Regions from separate parts of the Homo sapiens genome. Here regions 1, 3 and 4 are each linked to region 2. A link is a contact called in ENCODE Hi-C or POLR2A ChIA-PET data. All regions are on one chromosome and are shown on one strand. Each heading gives the region's core, a stretch centred on a gene start or an enhancer-like site at or near the end of the contact. The rest is flanking DNA. Distances are from core to core; before and after follow the strand shown.

Region 1 (5,976 bases), core at 267-2,766, 420 kb before region 2:
CTTTCTCATGAAATGATCTTAGGTGATTTTCCCCCGACTCCCGCCTTCCCCGCCCCCCACCCCCTGACTACATACTCTAAACTGTAGCACTTAGCTATTAACACCTATTATCGGTAGGACACTTAACAGTTTACAGAGCACTTTCATGTCAGTAACAAGAACTTGCTAATTAATAATCACCGGGTTTTAGCACTGTTAACTTAGTGACAGTGTTGCAAATTGGCTAGCTGTGCACTTCTCTCTCCTTGGATCAGCTAACCAGTCATGCAAGCATGCAACCGGCCTATCAACTCTCTTTGGGTTTGGAATTCTTAATTGCTGCGGTCTCTACTCCCAAACGTCCAAATCTGGCAGAGATTAAATGATGACAGTAATTATAGGATCACTGAGTGCCTCTCATATGCTAGGCACTGTTCTAAGCGCTTTTTCACGTGCTTAATTTTCACATAATCCCAACACATTTTTATATCTCCATTTTCCAAAGGAAGCAACTGATGGGTGGAATGGCTAAGAGCTTCAACCAAAGGCACAGAGAAATCGGGGCTGGAGCCAAGATTTGAACACATGATCTGACCCTGTGTCCTCACTCTTAATCACCATGCTGTGCTAGATCATTCTAGCAAAATGCTTATATGGTGCTTTGCACAACACAGGTATTCAGCAAATAAAGGCAGCTGTGATTAGCATAACACAGGTAGTTTCTAGTTCCCACGAGTGTCACCTCCAGGAAAGCAGCGACCTTGTCTGTCTGGAAGAATGCAGCGCTCCCAGCACCTGACCCAACGCACATTTGAGGGATGGATAGAAAATGAATGAATGAAAGTCTCTCCCAAATAACAGAGCTGCCTACGCATGGCTCTTTTTCGCATGTCTGTGTCGCGCTATCGATACTGCCCCTTCATAAGCGCATCAGGCGAATTTGAGGACACAGAGAGGCGCCCGGAGACGTACGATCTGCGCCCGGTGCAGGGGTGGCGGAAGCAGCTTCCAAGGAGGCAGGGGATCAGTCTGAGATCGCACTGCTGCTGACGGGTCCGGGCTCCGGCGGGACCCTGCCCGCCCGGGCGCCGGGACCGGAGGGAGACAAAGACTCGCTGGGCCGCCGCGCCGACAGAAACGCTCGCACCCCTCGCCCACCCCTCCGGGATGCAGCCCAGCGCCTCCGCGGGTCCCCGGCCTGGGAGCTTCAGCGGCGGCAGGGTCCGGGCCCTGGGCGGAGAGGACACGCGCTGCGCACCTCCTCGCCTCGCCGGTGCCCGCGAGGGTCGCTCGGGCACGGGAGGCCGCGGGTCCCGGCCTGTCACCTTCAGGGCCGCCTGCCCACCCGCCCGCCGCAAGCCCTTCAGCACGCGCCGCCCCCGCCGCCGCCTGGCTGAGTCTCCCAGCGCCTCAGCCTCGCCGCACCGCTCGCCTCGCGCCCCGCACCCCGGCGCCGCCCCCAGGCCCGCCCGGCCCGTACCTGCTGGGAGAGGGGGATGAGCGGCGCCGCCATCTTCCCGCGGACTCGGGCTCCGAGCGCCGGGGGAACGGGGGCGGGGCTGCAGCCACGCGTGCGCACTGGGACGACGGGAGGGCGGTGCGCAGGCCGCCTGTCCCGGGAGAGGGCGGGGCCGTAGACAGGGCCACGCATGTGCAGTCAGGCCGGGAGGGGCGGGGGCAGGGGCGGGGCCGCCCACACGCAGCCTGGAGGGGCTGGGCCTGAGGCATCTGCGTCTTCCGTGCTCTCTTGCCCGTTCCCCTACTCCTCCTTCCAACGTTGTTCGGACTCTCATGCCGCTGGCCGCTGTCCGAGTCGACCATGCTGTGTCATCCCTCCAGCCCATGCCGAGGCCTGGTTCTCTGTTAGGGATGCCGTCCCCCTGCCAGTGCGCCTGGGGAGGCGGTCGCCCACCCCGCGGAGGGTCGGGACCCTCACCCTGCCCCGCAAAGCGCCCTGTTCCTAGGATCGCAGTGTGTGTGTGTGTGTGTGTGTGTGTGTGTGCGCGCTAATTTGGGGGACCCGCACCCTGCCCCCCTCACCCTGCCCCGCAAGGCGTCCTCCTGGCTGTGGTGGCGGGCACCTGAAATCCAAGCTACTCAGGAGACTGAGGCAGGAGAATTGCTTGAGCCCAGGAAGCAGAGGTTTCAGTGAGCCAAGATCACACCATTGCAATCCAGCCTGGGCAACAGAAGCGAAACTCTGTCTCAAAAATAAATAAATAAATAAGACAAGAACCCACTTGTTGCCAGGTACAGTGGCTTACACCTGTAATCCCAGCACTTTGGGAGGCCGAGGTGGGAGGGTCATGAGGTCAGGAGTTGGAGACCAGCCTGGCCAGTATGGTGAAACATCAATATGGTGAAACCCCATCTCTACTAAAAAAAATACAAAAATTAGCAGGTGTGGTGGTGCATGCCTGTAGTCCCAGCTACTCAGGAGGCTGAGGCCAGAGAATCACTTGAACCCGGGAGGTGGAGGTTGCGGTGAGCCAAGATTGCACCACTGCACTCCAGCCTGGGTGACAGAGTGAGACTCTGTCTCAAAACAAAGTCAAAAACAAAAAGAACCCACTTGTAACTGTTGCTAATCAAAGCATACATTCAGGGCAACTTGAATCTGTGTCTCCTGGACTGCGGTCCTCAACCTTGGCCCAAACTCTCTACTTATATTAACTTTGCCTCAGCTTCTTTTGTTACATCAATAGAGTAATGAAGGTTTTTAACAGTCTTGAGTGCTTTATCAGTACGTATTCCATAAGGAAAAGAGAAGTCCTTCTAGGTACTTCAAACAGAGGATATTGAATACAGGGGATTGAGCCAGGCTCTGTGGCTCACACTTGTAATCCCAGCAATCCAGTTGAGACAGGTAGATTGATACCAGCCTGGCCAACATGGAGAAACCCCATCTTTACTAAAAATACAAAAATTAACCCAGTGCAGTGGCAGGTGCCTGTAATCCCAGCTACTCAGGAGGCTGAGGCAGGAGAATTGCTTGAACCTGGGAGGGGAAGGTTGCAATAAGCTGAGAACTCACCATTGCACTCCAACCTAGGTGACAGAGCGAGACTCTGTCTAAAAAATAAATAAATAAAAATAAATGAATACATAAACGACTACAGGGGACTGAGTATAAAAGTGTTGGAAGTACTGGAAGAACAAAAGAGGAAGGTAAGTTTACCTAAAGATTCATAACTATATGAGGCTGCTAGCCTCTCTAGAGCTGAAAGATTAAAGCAGGGGAGGTGGCTGGGCATAGTGGCTCACGCCTGTAATCCCAGCACTTTGGGAGGCCGAGGTGGATGGATCACCTGAGGTCAGAAGTTTGAGACCAGCCTGGCCAACATGATGAAATCCCGTGTCTACTAAAAATACAAAAATTAGCCGGTTGTGGTGGTGGGCACCTGTAATCCCAGCTACTCGGGAGGCTGAGGCAGGAGAATCACTTGAACCTGGGAGGCGGAGGTTGCAGTGAGCTGAGATCACGCCACTGCACTCCAGTTTGGGCAACAAGAGCGAAACTCCGTCTCAAAATAAATAAATAAATAAAGCACAGGAGGACCCATAACCCACAATCACTGTGCCTACAGAAGGATCCCAGATGTGTTCACCCTTGCTAGCCACAGTTGCCTCCACCATGATTGCGAAAGTCACAGTTGTTGTTGTCACCACCACCTAAGCCACTGGCAGAAGTCTGAAAAAATGGTTTCTCCCCTCTTTCTGCCTCCCAACTTTGTTCTAATAAAGCATGACAGGAACGTTGCCAATTGGCAACGGCGTCCAGGAAATGTAGCATGCAGGCTTTAAGTGCCAGTATCAGAGTCTAGAATGGTGGTGGCCATAGAAACTCTCCAGCATCATCTTGTAAAAATAATCCAAACTTGGCTGGGCGCGGTGGCCCACACCTGTAATTCCAGCCCTTTGGAGGGCCGAGGCAGGCAGTTCACGAGGTCAGGAATTCGAGACCAGCCTGGCCAACACAGTGAAACCCCATCTCTACTAAAAATACAAGAATTAGCCAGGCGTGGTGGCGGGTGCCTGTAATCCCAGCTACTCGGGAGGCTGAGGCAGGAGAATTGCTTGAACCTGGGATGGGGAGGTTGCAGTGAGCCAAGATCGCACCATTGCACTCCAGCCTGGGCAACAAGAGCAAAACTCCGTCTCAGAAGAAAAAAAAGAAAAAAAAAAAGGCCGGGCATGGTGGCTCACGCCTGAAATCCCAACACTTTGGAAGGCCGAGGCAGGCAGATCATGAGGTCAGGAGATCGAGACCATCCTGGCCAACATGGTGAAACCCCATCTCTACTAAAAATACGAAAATTTAGCCGGGCATGGTGGGGGGTGCCTGTAGTCCCAGCTACTTGTGAGGCTGAGGCAGGAGAATGGCATGAACTCAGGAGGCGGGTCTTGCAGTGAGCCGAGATCGCGCCACTGCACTCCAGCCTGGGCAACACAGAAACTTCGTCTCAAAAAAAAAAAAAAAAATCCAAACTTAATCATACACTTTTGAACCCTAAGAATTATGTTGAGCCTTGAAGAAAACGGGACTGTGTGATCTGAGCCAGACAGCATGTAACTACAACTTCTGCTTATAGATTATAGATTAACTCTCCTGTTCTTGCTCTGTAGATTCATTTCAAGACTAAATGGCATCAGCGTTAAGATCGCCCTTCTTCATTGCTGACCTTTCCTCTATTATCTTGCACCTAAATCAGACCAGATAGTGCAAAAGGTCCTGTGACTGTTATGTCCTCTATGTGAATGTTAAATATACCCTTCCCAAAAAGACCACTGCCTTGACTAATCAGATTACTGTTAACTATGTACTTGCCTTGTGTGAAATATGTAGAAACGCTGTCAAGCTTCCCAAACCTTACCTATATAAATGACCCCCAAACTTCCTCAGTTTGGAATGCTGATTTCCATTCTTTGGAATCTGTGTTCCAGGGTGGCCGTCCTCAAACTTTTGTGCTAAACTAAACTCTATATTTAACCATATTTCCTGAATTTATTTATTTAGGGTTGATGTTTTGATGATCCAGATGGGATCTGAAGTGGAGTTCCAGTGATCCCTGCCACTTCTCACAATCAGACCCTTTGTACTGTTACCGCAAAGGGGTCTTGATCCAGACCCCGAGAGGGTTCTTGGATCTCACCCAAGAAAGAATTAGTGCGAGTCCATACAGTAAAGTGAAAGCAAGTTTATTAGGAAAGTAAAGGAATAAAGGAATGGCTACTTCATAGAGCAGCCCCAAGGGCTGCTGGTTGCTTTTTTTTTTTGGGAGAAGTTTCACTGTTGTTGCCAGGGCTGGAGTGCAATGACGGGATCTCAGCTCACCACAACCTCCACCTCCTGGGTTCAAGTGGTTCTCCTGCCTCAGCCTCCTGAATAGCTGGGATTAGAGACATGCACCACCACGCCCAGCTAATTTTGTATTTTTAGTAGATGTGGGGTTTCTCCATGTTGGTTAGGCTGGTCTTGAACTCCCAACCTCAAGTGATCCGCCTGCCTCGGCCTCTCAAAGTGCTGGAATTACAGGCTTGAGCCACTGTGCCTGGCCAGGTTGCTCATTTTTATGGTTATTTCTTGATGATATGCTAGACAAGGGGTGGATTATTCATGCCTTCCCTTTTTACTTATTTATGTATTTATTTATTTATTTTTTGAGACGGAGTCTCGCTCTGTCACCCAGGCTGGAGTGCAGTGGCGCGATCTCGGCTCACTGCAAGCTCCGCCTCCCGGGTTCACGCCATTCTCCTGCCTCAGCCTCCCGAGTAGTTGAGACTACAGGCACCCACCACCACGCCCGGCTAATTTTTTTGTATTTTTAGTAGAGACAGGGTTTCACTGTGTTAGCCAGGATGGTCTCGATCTCCTGACCTCGTGATCCACCCATCTCAGCCTTCCAAAGTGCTGGGATTACAGGCGTGAGCCACCGCGCCCGGCCCCCTTTTCAGGCTGCCATATACAGTAACTTCCTGATGTTGCCATGACCTTTG
Region 2 (5,729 bases), core at 732-3,231:
GCTTTTTTTTTTTTTTTTTTTTTTTTTTGAGTCGGAGTCTCGCTCCGTTGCCCAGGCTGGAGTGCAGTGGTGTGATCTCAGCTCACTGTAACCCCTGCGTCCTGGGTTCAAGAGATTTTCCTGCCTCAGCCTCCTGAGGAGCTAGGACTACAGACGTGCGCCACCATGTCTGGCTAATTTTTGTATTTTTAGTAGAGACGGGTTTTCACCATGTTGGCCAGGACGGTCTCGATCTCTTGACCTCGTGATCCACCCACCTGGCCTCCCAAAGTGCTGGGATTACAGGCGTGAGCCATTGCGCCCGGTCGTGCATCACTATTTTGATGCATCATCTTCAAACCACCCTGCCCCAGCATCACTGGACTGCCGGTGTGCCCAGCCTCCCCTGCACAGCTTCCCACTCTGCTCACAGAGAAGACGGTGGAGGGGGGAGCCCAGGCGTGGGTTTTCCGTGTGCTGAGGGTGTCCTCAGCCACCTTTTTCCCCAAGTCATTGACGTGAAGCTGATTTTCTCATTGGTGGCCATGGAAACTGCCCAGAAATGGGAGCAGGGCCTCTGAGACCCTGCCCCAGCTAGACTCTCTCTCCAGGCTTCAGTGTCTCCTCCTGGAGCTGGGTGTTGACTCTGTCCAAGACTCTGCTCAGTCACTTCCTGGCTGATCCCCGAGTGCTCAAGTGTGTGATGAGATTAGGGCTCCCCCAGGCAGGAAACGGCCACATTGGACCCCTCCCTCCCCCATCCCTAGTTCATTTTATTTTCCCCAATCCTCATGGCTCCCAACTAGGCCCTCCTGCTCCCAGACCCCCCCAAGCCCTGTCCCCCATCCCCTGTAGCCCAGCGCTGAGCACACTGGGGCCAGAACCACCCATACCAGACTCCCCCAGGGCACGACGGGTTGAGGCCTCTCTGAGGCAGGGAGGGACAACACTGAGGGGCCTTGTGCAGAAGAGGGAAGGGGTACCCCCCCGAGCTTCAGTTTCTTCATCTGCCCGATGAGCCCCCATCCAATGGTACCCAGGAGTGGGGATGTGCTGGGGCTAGAGGAGGGAGGCCCCCTGGAGGCTGGCTTGGGGACCCTTCAACCTGGCCACCTCACTCAGGGTCAGAGGTCAGAGCAGGCGAGCCACACACCCCGAAGTCCCCCCGGTCCTCGGCAGGTGCTGTCCCCAGCATCACTGTCTCCCCTACAGATGCCCGTGTGTCCCCTGGGCAAGAGTGAAGTGAGGCACTCATACAGGGGTGCCTTGTGAGTATGGGGTCAGCCGAGGATGCTGAGGGGCTCTCGAGGTTCAGCCAGAGTCCCTGACGCTGGGCTCGTGCTGCTCTGGGGGTCTGAAGGGACCCTCGCTATTACCCTCTGGGAGGCGCCCATCCTTGGTTTTTTTTTTTTTTTTTGCCGAGTCTCGCTCTGTTGCCCAGGCTGGAGTGCAGTGGCAAGATCTCGGCTCACTGCAACCTCCACCTCCTGGGTTCAAGCAATTCTCCCACCTCAGCCTCCTGAGTAGCTGGGACCACAGGCATCTGCCACCAAGCCCAGCTAATTTTTGTATTTTTATGAGAGATGGGGTTTCTCCATGTTGGTCAGGCCGGTCTCAAACTCCCAACCTCAGGTGATTTGCCTGCCTTGGCCTCCCAAAATGTTGGGATTACAGCCGTGAGCCACCGTGCCTGGCCTAGCAGGGCTCTTCTTATCCTGCTCACCAGAGATAGGAAGTCGGGGGGTGACTTCAGGAAAGGCCCAGAGCCCGTGATGGGCGTGGGGATTGGGGTGAGGACAGGGCTGTCGTGAGAACAGTGGCTGCAGATGTGAGCGGCTGGCAGGAAGTGGCCACTTGAACCGCAGATGCTTCCTGGGCTGGTCAGGGACCGGGGGTGCTGGCTGCAGCTGGGACCCCCCCCCCTGCATCTTGCTGGCCTGGCACCTGGGTCCCTGGGAGGCGCCACACTGGATATAGCCACGTGGGGCAGCCCGGTCTCCATAACCCACACTCCAGTCCTCCCACGGGCTGGCTGGCAAGCGGCCCTGGTGGGTCTGCGGGGGCAGGGGCAGCCTTCCTGGTTTATCTCTACCGGCGCGATCTGCTCGTCCGCCTCGGCTCCAGAAGCTGGGGCTCAGGGTCCGGCGAGGCAGGAAGCCTGAGGCCACAGCCCAGAGCAGCCTGAGTGCAGTCATGTGGGGGCGACTGCTCCTGTGGCCCCTGGTGCTGGGGTTCAGCCTGTCTGGCGGCACCCAGACCCCCAGCGTCTACGACGAGAGCGGGAGCACCGGAGGTGGTGATGGTGAGTGGTCCTGGCTTTGGGGTGCAGAGATGGGGTTACATCAGAGATGGAGCTGGGGGCCCGGAGCTGGGGAGGGGGAGGCCGGGAAGTTGCGGGCTTCAGCCCAGCCCACTCTGTATCCCGTCTCTGACCCCATAGGGCTGGGCTATTCCCTTGAGTGTCATGTCCAGCTGTTTCCCACCAGGGCAGACCCCAGGCTCTGAGCACCTCCCTCCCTGCTGCTTCTCGTCACCTGCCGAGGCAGGGGCTGACTGAGGTCCCCTCTCTCTCCCAGACAGCACGCCCTCAATCCTGCCTGCCCCCCGCGGCTACCCAGGCCAAGTCTGTGCCAATGACAGTGACACCCTGGAGCTCCCGGACAGCTCACGGGCACTGCTTCTGGGCTGGGTGCCCACCAGGCTGGTGCCCGCCCTCTATGGGCTGGTCCTGGTGGTGGGGCTGCCGGCCAATGGGCTGGCGCTGTGGGTGCTGGCCACGCAGGCACCTCGGCTGCCCTCCACCATGCTGCTGATGAACCTCGCGGCTGCTGACCTCCTGCTGGCCCTGGCGCTGCCCCCGCGGATCGCCTACCACCTGCGTGGCCAGCGCTGGCCCTTCGGGGAGGCCGCCTGCCGCCTGGCCACGGCCGCACTCTATGGTCACATGTATGGCTCAGTGCTGCTGCTGGCCGCCGTCAGCCTGGATCGCTACCTGGCCCTGGTGCACCCGCTGCGGGCCCGCGCCCTGCGTGGCCGGCGCCTGGCCCTTGGACTCTGCATGGCTGCTTGGCTCATGGCGGCCGCCCTGGCACTGCCCCTGACACTGCAGCGGCAGACCTTCCGGCTGGCGCGCTCCGATCGCGTGCTCTGCCATGACGCGCTGCCCCTGGACGCACAGGCCTCCCACTGGCAACCGGCCTTCACCTGCCTGGCGCTGTTGGGCTGTTTCCTGCCCCTGCTGGCCATGCTGCTGTGCTACGGGGCCACCCTGCACACGCTGGCGGCCAGCGGCCGGCGCTACGGCCACGCGCTGAGGCTGACCGCAGTGGTGCTGGCCTCCGCCGTGGCCTTCTTCGTGCCCAGCAACCTGCTGCTGCTGCTGCATTACTCGGACCCGAGCCCCAGCGCCTGGGGCAACCTCTATGGTGCCTACGTGCCCAGCCTGGCGCTGAGCACCCTCAACAGCTGCGTGGATCCCTTCATCTACTACTACGTGTCGGCCGAGTTCAGGGACAAGGTGCGGGCAGGGCTCTTCCAACGGTCGCCGGGGGACACCGTGGCCTCCAAGGCCTCTGCGGAAGGGGGCAGCCGGGGCATGGGCACCCACTCCTCTTTGCTCCAGTGACACAAAGTGGGGAAGGCTGTACTGGGTCGAACAGGGTCCCTTCCCCCACTTCACGTCCTTCCTGGGACCTCAGAATGTGACCTTATTTGGAAATAGGGTTGTTACAACTGTCACTAGCGGAGGTCACTTTGGAGAAGGGTGGGCCTTACATCCAGTGTGGGTGGTGTCCTCATAAGATAAGGAGAGGCCAGGCCTGGTGGCTCACGCCTGTAATCCCAGCACTTTAAGAGGCCAAGGCGGATGGATCACTTGAGCCCAGGAGTTCAACACCAGCCTGAGCAACATGGTAAAACCCCATCTCTACCAAAAATACAAAAATTAGCTGGGCTTGGTGGCTGGCGCCTGTAATCCCAGCTACTCAGGAGACTGAGGCAGAAGGATCGCTTGAACCTGGGAGGCAGAGGTTGCAGTGAGCCGAGATTGCGCCACTGGACTCCAGCCTGCGTGACAGAGAGCCTGTCTCTAAATTAATTAATTAATTAATTTAATTCAATTTTAAAAAGACGAAAAGTGACGGCCAGGTGCAGTGGCTCACGCCTATAATCTCAGCACTCTGGGAGGCCAAGATGGAGGATTGCTTGAAGCCAGGAGTTTGGGACCAGCCTGGGCAACATAGGGGGATCCCATCTCTACACACAAAAAAATTTTTTAATGAACCAGGCATTGTGGCATGCGCCTATAGTCCCAGCCACTCAAGAGGCACAGGCGGGAGGATCACTTGAGCCTGGGAGGTTGTGGTTGCAGTGAGCTATGATTGTACCACTGCACTCCAGCCTGGGCAACAGAGCAAGACCTTGTCTCAAAAATAAACAAACTAAAATTAAAAAAAGAAGACGAGAGATAGTGGGTGTGGTGGCTCACACCTGCAATCCCAGCACTTTGGAAGGCCGAGGTGGGCAGATCATCTGAGGCCAGGAGTTCAAGACCAGCCTGGCTAACATGGTGAAATCCTATCTCTACCAAAAATACAAAAATTAGCCAGGCGTGGTGGTGGGCACCTGTACTGGGGAGGTGCCCACCCAGCTACTGGGGAGGCTGAGTCAGGAGAATCGCTTGAACCTGGGAGGCGGAGGTTGCGGTCAGCTGAGATGGTGCCACTGCACTCCAGCCTGGGCGAAAGAGCGACTCTGTCTCCAAAAAAAAGAGAAGAGGAGAGGACACAGAGACACACAGAGAAGAAAGCCATGTGGCGGCAGAGGCAGAGATGGGAGTGATGCGGACGGACACAAACTAAGGGATGCCACGATGCCAAGCACAGCCAACAGCCACCAGCAGCCAGGAGACAGGCCTGGGACGGGCTCTCCCTCACAGCCTCCAGAGGGAACCAGCCCTGCCACCACCTTGACCCTGGACTTCTGGCCTGCAGAACTGTGAGACAATAAACTCTCATTGTTTTAAGCTGCCTGGCATGTGGCACTTTGTCAGGGCAGCCCAGGAATCTGAAACAGGATCAAACTCTGCTTCCTGGGCCCTGCCAGCATCTCTGGCTCGGCTTTCTGGGCTGGATGCAGCCCACGACGCACTGGTGTCTGAGATGGGGCTGGAGCTGGGGCTGGGGCTGCATTCCCTGGAGACTCACTGCAAGTTCCTGCCCAGGAGGCTGAGGGCACCCCATCCTCAGTGCCCAATGCTGTGGCCCCACCAGGCCCAGAGCCTGGTTGGCCATTCTCATGCCCACCAGCTTCTGGCTTTGGGATGTCTCTTGAGCAACCAGAATAGCACCCCCAACTCTGCTCCCCAAAACCCATCACTAGCACGGCTCAGCCTCCTGCTATCCCCTGACTGCTGGGGACCCTCGCCTTCCCTCCTCTCACCTGCAGGCTGATCCTTCTTTTCACTTTCTGTCAATGTCACCAGGGATAAGGTGGGACAATGGGGGGTGGGGGTGGACAGTGTGTGCTGGGGGGTTCGGGTGCTGCAGACCTGGAACTCCCTTCTGCCAGGATGTTGGCAGCCGGTTGTAAGCCTTGCACGGGACAGACCACAAGGGGCCATGCCAGTGGCTGTGGAGGACACAGCTGGTGTGTGGGGAAGGGGAGAAGCCTCAGCACCTGGTGCACAAACACACACACAGACACAGACACACACACACACAGAGACACCGCTGCTCACTCCAGGGAGTGGC
Region 3 (5,919 bases), core at 1,363-3,862, 260 kb before region 2:
GTAGTGGAGTTCATCATTGGGCAGGGCAGAGAGGAGAGAGCGGCACGCCGGCAGCACCTGTGCTGGAGCCACCTGCTCTCACCTGAGCCCACATTGATCCAAGAGAAACTGCAGACGCACTGACATGCCCGGCTCTCACCATCACCTCCGCCAGCAATCCTGTCCACCGCGGCTCTGTGTTTCTGCATGGTGTTTGCTCAAAGCAAACGGTCCTGTCAAATGGCCCATAACAGCGCTCAGAGGGTCAATCACAAAGGAGGCACTTTCCTCATTGTTCATAGTCAAGAAGATAACTTCCCAAATCCATCCACCCCATGTTAGTAGGACTCTGCCCAAGATCATCACTAAAGTCCCTGAAAATAAGCGGTATGAAATGCAAATTCCATGCCAGCTAACATAACCAGGGACCTATATAGCATTTCTGCATGTGCTAAGACACACAAAACTAAGATTTGTTCCATCCTCCTTTCTTCTGCCTCAAGGAACCCTTTAGATTAGAACCCTATACAATACTGGAAACTGTGAGGTCACTGGAGTGACCTAATCTACAACACTGTGATCGCCTGTCAAAGTGCCGCCTGATCCCAAAGCTCTCTGAGGTGGCATTAAGGATCAGTGCTAATATCTCAGCAACCTCTCAGACTCTCCAGAAGGAAAGCGAGTGCGTGAAATTAAAAAAATTACCTTCCGGCTCCACAAAAGATGCACAAGTCACCAAGGCTATTTTTTTCATGTCACTAGTTTTATCCTCTAATATTTCAGTCTTAAAATTGCAGTGACACCAGTTACTGCAAAAAGGACATTCTAGAAGGTTTTATATAGCTTGTGCCCACTCCACCCCCAAAGTCATAACAAAAATGTACAATATAACATTTGTTAAAGACAATTACCATCAAGTCAATGTTAATGGGACCTGAATACCAGGGATAAGAGAAGTACTTATATCACAGCAACCAGAGCCTTCGAAAAAACTCATAACCCTTCAGTCTTAACCAAAAATTGTATAAGCCAATGTGAATTATTCCCAAAACATCATCAGAGTGAAGCATATTGCTAAGAGTAATCAGCCAAGCTCATGTAAAAATGAAAGCAAAAACCCCTACGGTGAGAGAAACCTGAGTTACCTGGCCAAGCCAAAGATGATATTTTTCTTCCATTCACAGCACATTAAAAAGTGATCTCAATGGCCACTTCCTGGGAAGCAGGGCCTCCCCTCATACCTGGATGCTACTGCATCTTCCTACCGCCCTGCTCCTGCCGCGGGAAGAATGACCCCTACTGCCAAGAAACTCTTGGAGAAAATATGAGAATAGATCAGTCTTCCCCCCCACCCCCCCACCCCCGCAACAACACACACACACACACGGAAGGGGAGGGGGCGGTCCCTCCGCAAACAGTAGCCTCAGCAAAGGGGCACCCGAGGAAGCGACACTCTGGAGTTAACCCCGACAGTCTGGGTCAAAAACCACCAGGCTGAGACCCCCAGGTGAGGGAAAGAGCCTACTGAAACAGAGCTCTTGGGTAAACGGGAGAGAAAAGTCCTCTTTAATTCACTACCTAAAAAATGGAGCTCTGGCTTGGTCAGAGACGCAATGGGTACTGAGGCCCAGAAAGGCAACAGGAAGGATCCCACCCTCCCCGAGATCATCTATCGTCGGCAGCGACCCCAAGAGGGTTTTGGCAAAGGCGTGTCTAGTCACAGAAGGGAGACAGACTCTCCACGTACCCTAGGTACCCGGCCAGGGGCAAAACAGACTGGGGGTTCTCTCCGAAGCCAGGAAGGTGCTGCCAGCCGAGAGGAGGGGGAAGAAGGACTTCCCTGATCACCCAGGAGGCCAAGACATGGGAGACATAGGTTCCCCGAGTCATACCCCGGACACCAGTTGCTTCACAGCCCTTCTCCCTCCCCTTCCCGCTCCGGGAGGGCTTCCCGGGGGTCTCGGGTCCCGGAGGGAGGGCGAGGCAGAGAAGCTTCGTCCAGAGCAGTGAGGGTCGTAGAGCTGGAGCAGAAAGGGAGGAAAAACTCTAGCCTCAGCTCCCCCGTCTGCTTCCTCCGCCCAGGCCGCACGGAAGCCTCGGCCTCACGTACCGAGCGCTGCCGGGCTGCCCGACCTGCCCCCGGCCCGGGCCCGAGAAGCGAGAGGCAGGGATGGCAGCGGCCCTCGAGGGGAGGTGGGCGCCAGACGGGTCCCCCGAAGCCCGGTGGGCGAGGGGTACAGGAGAGGGGGAGGGTCCCGGGCCCATGCGGCCTCCGTCCCAGCTCGCGCGGCGGGTACTTACGTTGCTCTGGGGGTCGATGGCCTGCAGCAGCCGGTCCCTGATCTGCTGCGGAGACGCCGGAGCCGCTGTCATTGCCTGGGCGAGGCGGGGGGTTGCGGCCGGGCCAGCGGGCGGGCGGGCTGAGGCGGGGGACGGGGGTCACTCACTCGCCGGCCTCCGGGAGCCGGAGCCGCATGTTCCCCGCGGCGCCGGGGGGTTGGGGGCGCGCGGGGTGGCGGAGAGGGGAGCCGGGGCCGGGTCTCGGTCCCGGGCCGCCGCCGCCACCAAAGGAGGAGGAGGAGCCGCCGGAGCCGCCGCCGCTCGCTGCCGCCGCCTCGAGAACCAAACTCCAGTGAGCTGCCCCCGCGCGGAGTACTCTGGGTAGTCCGCGCCGCACGCAGCGTCGGCGCCACGCTGAGGAGGTTGGGAGATGGGGCGGGCGGAGACGCCAGGCCTGGGCGGGGCTGCCCGTGTGCCACGCCCCGCGCCTCCGCGCAAGCGCGCGCAGGCGCACTCGTCCGCCCGTGACGCCCCGCCCAGCCGCCCGGCCTAGGCAGCCGTTGGGAGGAGGTTGGGCGGGGCAACGGCCCCCGTCCAGGTCACGGGGCGGGGCTTTCTGACGGAAGCGCGCGCGCAAAGAGTCCTTGAACCCGGACGCTCGCAGCGGCTACCTCGGGGCGGGGAGGGCGGCGGGAAAATCCTTCCTCTGGGAGAGCCTTCCCGGCGCGTGACTGGGGGACGGGAGTCGCAGGCTGAGCAGCTGCCGAGTTTTTTGTGAGGGCGAGGGAACCAGACGTCCACGTTGTGATTCTGCGCGCAGAAGGGTCATCGGAGTCCGGGGGTGTCGCCGCGGCCCCCCCGCCCCTCAGAGGGTGTGGGAATGGGTGTGGTGGCAGGGCGGGGGTCTGCACCGCCACGCGCGACCCCGATCGCGAAAACGTGAGGCGGCAAAGCGCCTCTGGCAGAAGCCGCCCGCCGTAGCTGGGAAAGCCGGAGGTTGCAAATCTGCGTCTACGCGGCGGCTTCTCCACCTCGGCACCACTGGCATTTGGGCGGGATCGCTCTGTCTTCGGGGCGGGTCCCCCGATCTGTCGGAAGTTGAGCGGCATCTCTGGCCTCCGAAGCGCCCCCTCCCCCAATCTGCAGTCATTGCCGCCGTCCCTTGTGGGGGCACAGTCCCCCCGCCCCCCCACCGGCAGAGAACCCCGTGATTGAAAGACCCTTCTACCCGCCTCTGCCTTGAGATTCTGTAAAACTGAGATGCTCATTCTCTTAACCAAACACGTCACAGAGGAGGAAACGGAGGCCCAAGGTCACCTAGACTTCGGGGTTAAGCCCAGAACCGCAGATGTCAAGTTTAAGGGCGCCCCTCCTCCCTCCACCCTGTTTATTGCCTTGGTAATTGCTCCCCTCTCTCTGGGAGCTCTGTTGGAAATGCTCTTGTGAGACGGGATGGAAAGGCAAGCTCGGCGGCCTCGGGAGAAATCTTTTTTTTCCCACTGTTACAGGAAGACCTAGATTTAAAACAGGAGGAAGACAGCTGATGAGAACCACATGTGTGCCTTGGAGCTGCCCGACACCTGTTAGTCTTGTATTTGTTGTGCTTCTGGGAAATATTTTCATTTGCAAAAACGGCTGCTTCTGCACGTGGCTATGGTTGCGTGCTTCTGCACATGTGAAAAGTTTTACATCACACTTGGAGGAGAAAAGAAACACGGGCAAAACACTTGTCATTTACTGCTCCCAACCTCGCCCCTCCCAGAATGCGGTGCATTGTGTACATGGTGTACATGGTCCAAGTTGGAAACTGGCCCATTCGGAGATAATTCTCTCATTTCTGATAAGCAAAATAAGCAAAGCCTTCCTCAGGCATATTCTGGTCTTGCCTCTCTCTTAATTTCTAACTCGGATGTACAGTATCTTTTTTTTTTTTTAATAAAGTATTACATAGGAGGCAATTTATTTTGCATGGGTCAGGTTATTTTAAGAAACATTTGGGCCGGACGTGGTGGCTCAAGCCTGTAATCCCAGCACTTCAGCAGGCGGAGGTGGGCGATCACTTGAGCTCAGGAGTTCGAGACTAGCCTGGCCAACATGGTGAAACCCCATCTCTACTAAAAATACAAAAATTAGCCGGGCATGCTGGCGCGCACTTGTAATCCTGGCTACTAGAGGGGGCTGAGGCAGAAGAATTGCTTGAACCCGGGAGGCGGAGGTTGCAGTGAGCCAAGATCACACCACTGCACTCCAGCCTGGGCAACAGACTCTGTCTCAAACAAAATGTGGGGCCAGCCACGGTGGCTCATGCCTGGTAGCTCATGCCTGTAATCCCAGCACTTTGGGAAGCCGAGGTGGGCAGATCACTTGCGGTCAGGAGTTCGAGACCTGCGTGGCCAAAATAGTGAAACCCCTTCTCTACTGAAAAAACAAAAATTAGCCGGGCATGGTGGCACACACCTGTAATCCCAGCTACTCAGAAGGCTGAGGCACGAGAATTGTTTGAACCCAGAAGGCAGAGGCTGCAGTGAGCTGAGATCACGCCACTGTACTCCAACCTGGGTGACAGAGCAAGACTGTCTTGAAAAATAAACAAACATCTGGAAAGTACTCAACTTACCCACTTTTTAAAAACTAAGAAGCACTGACATGACTTGGTTCCTCAAGGGCACTGGCTCTTTTTGGTATCCCCAGTAGATAGAAAAATAGTATCTGTGGAGTAAGTCAATGAAAAGTTTCATCAAATACACGGTAGCGTTACACACACCCCCAGACATATGAATGCATTTCAGTTTCTACAGATCTGGTACACCATGGGTCTGGAGAGCTATTTCTGGAATGAATGAAATACTTCATAAAATATAATACTATATACACCAGGATACACAACACACACACGGATATTTAGTTTTATTCCACATTTAATGTACGTAAAAGGGTGTTTTTGTAAATGCAAAGATTAAATCAGACAGCCTCTGAATTGTAGTCTTGAAAACATTAGCAAGTTCTTTTAGGTCCAGGGTAGATACTGCAGTTCACTTAGCCAACTTTCTGCATTGAGACATCCTTGCCAGGGATCCTGTCAGTTATGCGAAGATGCGGCACGAGATAATTCCTCTTGCTGTGATGGTTCGTCCTCAATGACAGGTCCCTTATAGTATTTAGGTACAACAAGGTCTTTTGTGCTTGGAATGCCCTTGAAAAAGCTGCCTCACCTGTTTGTGAAGGGAACCCCAAAGAGAAAGGGAGAGGAAGGGCTGGGTGCAGTGGCTCACATCTATAATCCCAGCACTTTGGGAGGCCGAGGTGGGTGGATCATTTGAGGTAAGGAGTTAAGAGACCAGCCTGGCCAACATGGTGAAACCCCACCTCTACTAAGAATACAAAAATTAGCCGGGCATGGTGGTGGGCACCTGTATTCCCAGCTACTTGGGAGGTAGAGGCAGGAGAATTGCATGAACCTGGGAGGCAGAGGTTGCAGTGAGCCAAGATCACACCACCACACTCCAGCCTGGGTGACAGAGCGAGACTCCATCACAAATATAAAATAAAATAAAATAAATAGAAAAAAGGGAGAGGAAGTAGTTCAGAGTCCATGACTTGCTCTTGCCATGGGAAAAGGCAAGGAAGTTAGTGTCAGGAGGTCAAGTGCAGAGCATCTTC
Region 4 (6,167 bases), core at 870-3,369, 390 kb after region 2:
TGACCTTCAATTAAGAGCTAGTCATGTACCAGGGTTGTGTGATGTTCTGATGAGCCAGGCCTGGATCATACATCCCTAAGGGGGAGGTTTAAGAGCTCCATCAGCAGTACTGAGGCCATGATAGGAGGGTTGCTTGAGGCCAGGAGTTCAAGACCACGCTGGACAACATAGCAACATTTCCTGTCTCTACAGGAAATGCAAAAATTAAGCCAGGCTCGGTGGCTCACGCCTGTGATTCCCAGCTACTTGAGAGGCTGAAGTGGGAGGATCACTTGAACCTAGGAGGTCGAGGCTGCAGTGAGCTGTCATCGCGCCACTGCACTCTAGCCTGGGTGACAGAGCAAGACCCTATCTCAAAAATAAACACAAACAGCTTTATTGAGTGACTGCTTTTCCTCCCTATGAGCATTTTTTGGAACCTATCGTGTGTCAGGCCCTTGTGCCCAAGCCCCTGTTCAATCCCCGCATCAACCTCGTTAGGATTCTCACATTTTGCAGATGGGACACTAAGACTCTCAGAGGTCCAGCCCTCCAAAATACTGAAGTCCTAGTTCCGCTGGATTGAAAATGGGCAACGCAGAACGGGGACTGGAAATTTTTTAAAAATTGTTTTTAAAGACGGGGTCTTGGCCAGGCGCAGTGGCTCACGGCTGTAATCTCAGCACTTTGGGAGGCCGAGGTGGGCGGATCACAAGGTCAGGAGTTCGAGACCAGCCTGACCAACATGGTGAAACCCCGTCTTTACTAAAAATAAAAAATTAGGCGTGATGGTGCATGCCTGTAATCCCAGCTACTGGGGAGGCTGAGGCAGGAGAAGCTGTTGAACCCTGGAGGAGGAGGTTGCAGTGAGCTGAGATCACACCACTGCACTCCAGCCTGGGCAACAAGAGCAAAACTCCGTCTCAAAAATAAATAAATAAATAAAACAAAGACAAGGTCTCCGCCTGTAATCCTAGCACTTTGGGAGGCCGAGGCGGGCGGATCACCTGAGATCAGGAGCTCAAGACCAGCCTGGACAACATGGTGAAACCCCATCTCTACTAAAAATACAAAAATTAGCCGAGAGTGGTGGCACATGCCTGTAATCCCAGCTACTTGGGAGGCCGAGGCAGAATAGCTTGAACCTGGGAGGCAAATGTTGCAGTGAGCCCAGATTGCGCCACTGCACTCCAGCCTGGGCGACAGGGTAAGATCCGGCTCAAAAAAAAAAAAAAAAAAAAAAAAAAAAATAGGGCCTCACTCCGTTGCCCAGGCTGGTCTCAAACTCCTGCACTCACTAAAAGAAAAGAAAAGCAACAACAAACTAGTAGGCTCAAACGATCTTCTCTCCTCAGCCTCCCAAAGCACTGTGCTTAAAGGCGTGAGCTGGGCCCTCGGCCTGGGGGTTGGAAATTGAAGCCTCTATTTTATGTATTTATTTATTTTCTGAGACAGAGTTTTGCTCTGTTGCCCAGGCTGGAGTGCAGTGGTGTGATCATGGCTCACTGCATCCTCGAACTTCCGGGCTCAAGAGATTCTACCAACTCAGCCTCCCAAGTAGCTGGGACCACAGGTGCAAGCCACCCACGCCCGGCTAGTTTTTTGTATTTTTTTGTAGGGACTGGGTTTATCCAAGTTGCCCAGGCTGGTCTCGAACCCCAGAGCTCAAGCAACCCTCCTGCCTGGGCCTCCCGAAGTGCTGGGATTACAGGTGTGAGCCACCGTGCCCGGCCTAAGCCTCTCATAAGGCCGTGCTCCCTGCCAGAGGCCACCCTTGAAGAAGATTCCCTGAGACTTAATGACCTGGGGCACCCCGGACTTTCTTAATCGTAGCTCCACCCACTCGAGCCGGGTGCCTTCGCGTTTCCCGTTTTTAAATGAGATAGTGGCACACCCGGTGGCATCCTCCCACCCGGGCTCTTATCGGCGGTCCCAGACCCTGCTTGAGCGCCTCCGGGTGTCAAGGGCCCCTGAGGACACTAAAGCTCTCGAACCCCGATGTGGACCCCCGTGCGGCGCGGGGCAGCCTGGCTGGGAACCCTGCTCGGCCCTGGAGAGGGGCCCCCCGAGCCGAGGGGAGGAGCGGCGCATGCCCACAAGCCCCCCGCGGGAAGTAGGAAATCGACCGACCAGGCGGTGCGCTTCGGACCCAGCCAGGGCATGTGCTCGGAGGCCCGCCTGGCTCGCAGGTTGCGGGATGCGCTGCGGGAGGAGGAGCCGTGGTGAGGGCGGGGCCGGGGGCGGGCCAGGAGTGGGGGTCTTTGGCCGGGGTCCACTCTGACCGCGGTGTTTGCAGGGCAGTAGAGGAGCTGCTGCGCTGCGGCGCGGACCCTAATTTGGTGCTAGAGGACGGCGCAGCGGCTGTGCACTTGGCGGCCGGAGCCCGGCACCCGCGCGGCCTGCGTTGCCTCGGGGCCCTACTGCGCCAAGGCGGGGACCCCAACGCTCGGTAAGATAGAGCCTGGGTCCGGGGCGGGGTCTCCCCAAGCCGAAGTCTGGGAATCCGGGAAGGGGCGCCCCATCATCCCGGGCCAGGCCTCGGGGCTCGAGGGTGGGGTTTAGGGGATCTTGGGGAGGGAACTTGGGGGTCCAAGGGCAGGGGCTAGGGCTCGAGGGAGGCGCTGGGGTCCCAGACCGAGGGCGTGGAATGGGGCTGCGCTAGGACCAAAGTGGGGATCAAGGGTTCGGATATTGGAGTGGAGGCACCAGGGTCAGACGGCAGAGGTTTGGGTCCTGGCCTGAGGTCATAGCATCTAGGTTCCAAGGGCAGTGTACCAGGGTGGACGGCGGAGATCCGGGAGGCCGAGAACGAAGGCTCCAGGTCCCCAGAGCGGAGATCGGGGTTCCTGCCGGGAGGCTGAGTCCGCAATGACCCCTCTTGCGCTGCCGCCCCAGATCTGTCGAGGCACTGACGCCGCTGCATGTGGCCGCCGCGTGGGGCTGCCGCCGCGGCCTGGAGCTGCTGCTGAGCCAAGGAGCGGACCCGGCGCTGCGCGACCAGGTTGGGAGGCACTGCGCGGGCAAAGAAAGGCTGGGTGAGCCCAGAGGGAGGGAAGGAAGGTAAGAGGGCCTCGGGCGCCCCCTGCTGACCGCGCCCCTGTAGGACGGACTCCGGCCGCTGGACCTGGCCCTGCAGCAGGGACACCTGGAGTGCGCGCGAGTCCTGCAGGATCTCGACACGCGGACCAGGACCCGGACCCGGATCGGGGCAGAGACTCAGGAGCCCGAGCCTGCACCTGGCAGTGAGTAGGGCCTGCAGGGCTGCTGGGGCTTGACTTCTGGACCAGTCCCTGACATCCAGGGTCTTCCCCACCCCACCCATTGGTTCTGACCGTCTCACATCCACTATTTGTGGCCAGCTCTTTCGGCCTCAGACACTCTGATCTCCTTTTTCTGTTTGATCCTATTCTCATCGCTGTCTCATCCCTCCTCCTCTCCTCTCTGGCCCCCACTCTCACCTGCAGCCCCAGGCCTCTCTGGACCTACCGATGAGACGCTGGACTCCATAGCACTCCAAAAGCAGCCATGCAGAGGTGACAACAGGGACATTGGCTTGGAGGCTGACCCAGGACCCCCCAGCCTCCCTGTTCCCCTTGAAACTGTGGACAAACATGGGAGCTCGGCGTCCCCTCCAGGGCACTGGGATTACAGCTCAGACGCCTCTTTCGTCACAGCGGTTGAGGTCTCTGGAGCTGAGGACCCAGCCTCGGACACTCCCCCCTGGGCTGGGTCATTGCCACCGACCAGGCAGGGACTTCTGCATGTTGTCCATGCCAACCAGAGGGTACCTAGGTCTCAGGGCACGGAGGCAGAACTGAATGCCCGTCTGCAGGCCCTGACTCTGACCCCACCAAATGCTGCTGGCTTCCAGTCCTCCCCTTCCTCCATGCCTCTCCTGGACAGGAGTCCAGCTCATAGCCCCCCACGGACACCAACCCCTGGAGCTTCTGACTGCCACTGCCTGTGGGAGCACCAGACATCCATTGATAGTGACATGGCCACGCTCTGGCTGACAGAGGATGAGGCAAGCTCTACAGGTGGCAGGGAACCTGTCGGCCCTTGCCGGCACCTGCCAGTCTCCACTGTGTCTGACTTGGAGTTGCTGAAGGGACTCCGAGCACTTGGTGAGAATCCTCACCCCATCACACCCTTCACCAGGCAGTTGTACCACCAGCAGCTGGAAGAAGCCCAGATTGCTCCTGGTTAGTCTTCCCAGGGCACATGGAGTCCAGGGAGCCTCCAGGAATCTCCCGGAGAACCCCAGCTCTCAGCCCCACTTTCCTCCCCATCTCAGAATCATCCCTTCCTCCATCTCCCTTGACTTCCAGGCCCAGAGTTTTCAGGGCACAGCCTAGAACTGGCTGCAGCCCTGCGGACGGGCTGTATTCCAGATGTCCAGGCAGATGAAGACGCGCTGGCCCAGCAGTTTGAGCAGCCAGATCCTGCCAGGAGGTGGCGGGAGGGGGTCGTGAAGTCTAGCTTCACCTATCTGCTGCTGGACCCCAGGTACTCAGGGCAGGAAAGCCCCAGAAATAGAAACTAGAAAATTTGGGGATTGGTTTTTATTTGCTGTGTGCCCTTAAGAAAGGGACTGGCCCTAGAATCATCAGCTGCTTCTTCTTCTTTTTTTTTATTTTTTTAAGACGGAGTTTCACTCTTGTTGCCAAGGCAGGAGTACAATGGTGCCGTCTCGGCTCACTGCAACCTCCACCTCCCAGGTTCAAACAATCCTCTTGTCTCAGCCTCTCAAGTAGCTGGGATTACAAGCACCTGCCACCACGCCCGACTAATTTTTGTATTTTTAGTAGAGACGAGGTTTCACCATGTTGGCCAGGCTGGTCTCGAACTCCTGACCTCAGGTAATCCACCCACCCTGGCCTCCCAAAATGCTGGGACTACAGGTGTGAGCCACCGCACCGGCCTCTTTTTTTTTTTTTTTTTTTGAGGCGGAGTCTCACTGTTTCGCCCAGGCTGGAATGTAGTAGCGCAATCTTGGCTCACTGCAACCTCCGCCTCCTGGGTTCAAGTGATTCTTGTGCCTCAGCCTCCCAAGTAGTTGGGATTACAGGCATGTGCCACCATGCCTGGCTAATTTTTTTTGTAATTTTAGTAGATATGGAGTTTCACCATGTTGGCCAGGCTGGTCTTGAGCTCCCAGCCTCAAGTGATCCTCCTGCCTTGGCCTCCCAAAGTGTTGGCATTACAGGCATGAGCCCCGGCTGGCCATGGTGGCTCACGCCTGTAATACCAGCACTTTGGGAGGCTGAGGTGGGCGGATCACCTGAGGTCAGCAGTTAGAGACCAGCGTGTTCAACGTGGAGAAACCCCATTTCTACTAAAAATACAAAATTAGCCAGGTGTGTTGGTGCATGCCTGTAATCCCAGCTATTCAGGAGGCTGAGGCAGGAGAATCACTTGAACCCAGGAGGTGGAGATTGCAGTGAACTGAGATTGTGCCATTGCACTCCAGCCTGGGGAACAAGAGTGAAACTCTGTCTCAAAAAAAAAAAAAAAGAAAGCTGCTGAATGTCTTTGGGGAGCCGCTGACTCTCTCTGATCCTGTAATCAGGAGTCACTAGACATGGGTTCAAGATATGTTGTGACTTTAAGGACTGCCTCTGGGGACCACTGTATCCACTTTTCCCTGTCTGAGCTATCCCCTTCATCCAGGGAGACTCAGGACCTGCCAGCCCGAGCCTTCTCACTGACCCCAGCTGAGCGCCTTCAGACTTTCATCCGTGCCATCTTCTACGTGGGCAAAGGGACGAGGGCCCGGCCATATGTCCACCTCTGGGAGGCCCTTGGTCACCATGGGCGGTCAAGAAAACAGGTGTGAGGACAGGGATCAGGGTTCAGCGAGGGCAGTCGGGCCATGGGCAGGGGAGGGTATTGGGGGTGCTGACTCCTGATTCTGCCCTAGCCCCACCAGGCCTGCCCCAAGGTGCGTCAGATCTTGGACATCTGGGCCAGTGGTTGCGGTGTTGTGTCCCTACATTGCTTCCAGCACGTGGTCGCTGTGGAGGCTTATACACGGGAGGCGTGTATTGTGGAAGCCCTAGGTGGGTGCCTGGTACCTAGAATGGGGGTCATATGAAAGGCATTTGGCTTCCCAGTTCCCTCATTTTTTTCCTTCTGAGGGGTGTTCATTTGTTGACTGAGCAATTATTGAGCACCAACTTTGAACCTGC

What was found. Hi-C counts contacts between places; a loop is a spot of excess contacts on that map. ChIA-PET counts read pairs that join two places held with the same protein, here RNA polymerase II (POLR2A). Pooled maps may share reads with other maps.
Region 1: a pooled map shows a loop between it and region 2 (4-fold over the local background). The contact joins the promoter of EPS15L1 here to the promoter of F2RL3 in region 2. A Hi-C loop is called at or near these places in 2 of 37 single-sample maps with no recorded cell type and 11 of 50 pooled maps.
Region 3: a map with no recorded cell type shows a loop between it and region 2 (10-fold over the local background). The contact joins the promoter of MED26 here to the promoter of F2RL3 in region 2. A Hi-C loop is called at or near these places in 1 of 168 maps with a recorded cell type or tissue (chondrocyte), 12 of 37 single-sample maps with no recorded cell type and 13 of 50 pooled maps.
Region 4: a loop to region 2 is called in a map with no recorded cell type, with 3 times the contacts of the local background. The contact joins the promoter of ANKLE1 here to the promoter of F2RL3 in region 2. A Hi-C loop is called at or near these places in 2 of 168 maps with a recorded cell type or tissue (IMR-90 and K562), 10 of 37 single-sample maps with no recorded cell type and 10 of 50 pooled maps. POLR2A ChIA-PET finds 5 or more read pairs at or near these places in 1 of 52 experiments (H1).

Annotation. Positions count from the first base shown.
Region 1 is chr19:16,470,454-16,476,429 of GRCh38, forward strand. EPS15L1 (epidermal growth factor receptor pathway substrate 15 like 1) reads right to left here and starts at 1,517. Exons shown (of 24, transcript NM_001258374.3): 1 at 1,460-1,517. The coding sequence starts at 1,492. RefSeq lists enhancers at 695-1,606, 839-988 and silencers at 1,069-1,288, 1,349-1,748.
Region 2 is chr19:16,887,018-16,892,746 of GRCh38, forward strand. F2RL3 (F2R like thrombin or trypsin receptor 3) reads left to right here and starts at 1,982. Exons shown (of 2, transcript NM_003950.4): 1 at 1,982-2,281; 2 at 2,556-5,589. The coding sequence starts at 2,173. The coding sequence ends at 3,604. RefSeq lists an enhancer at 2,657-3,256.
Region 3 is chr19:16,625,592-16,631,510 of GRCh38, forward strand. It overlaps MED26 (mediator complex subunit 26), which reads right to left and starts at 2,613. Exons shown (of 3, transcript NM_004831.5): 1 at 2,281-2,613. The coding sequence starts at 2,352. It overlaps LOC105372296 (a long non-coding RNA gene), which reads left to right and starts at 2,841. Exons shown (of 2, transcript XR_936361.3): 1 at 2,841-3,657; 2 at 3,768-4,217. It also overlaps a transcript of SMIM7 not described here. RefSeq lists silencers at 2,477-2,536, 2,637-2,896, 3,147-3,226 and enhancers at 2,741-3,672, 3,777-3,826.
Region 4 is chr19:17,279,782-17,285,948 of GRCh38, forward strand. It overlaps ANKLE1 (ankyrin repeat and LEM domain containing 1), which reads left to right and starts at 2,120. Exons shown (of 9, transcript NM_152363.6): 1 at 2,120-2,201; 2 at 2,276-2,428; 3 at 2,875-2,980; 4 at 3,083-3,221; 5 at 3,444-4,181; 6 at 4,308-4,485; 7 at 5,650-5,809; 8 at 5,900-6,038. The coding sequence starts at 2,140. RefSeq lists silencers at 1,982-2,031, 2,042-2,131.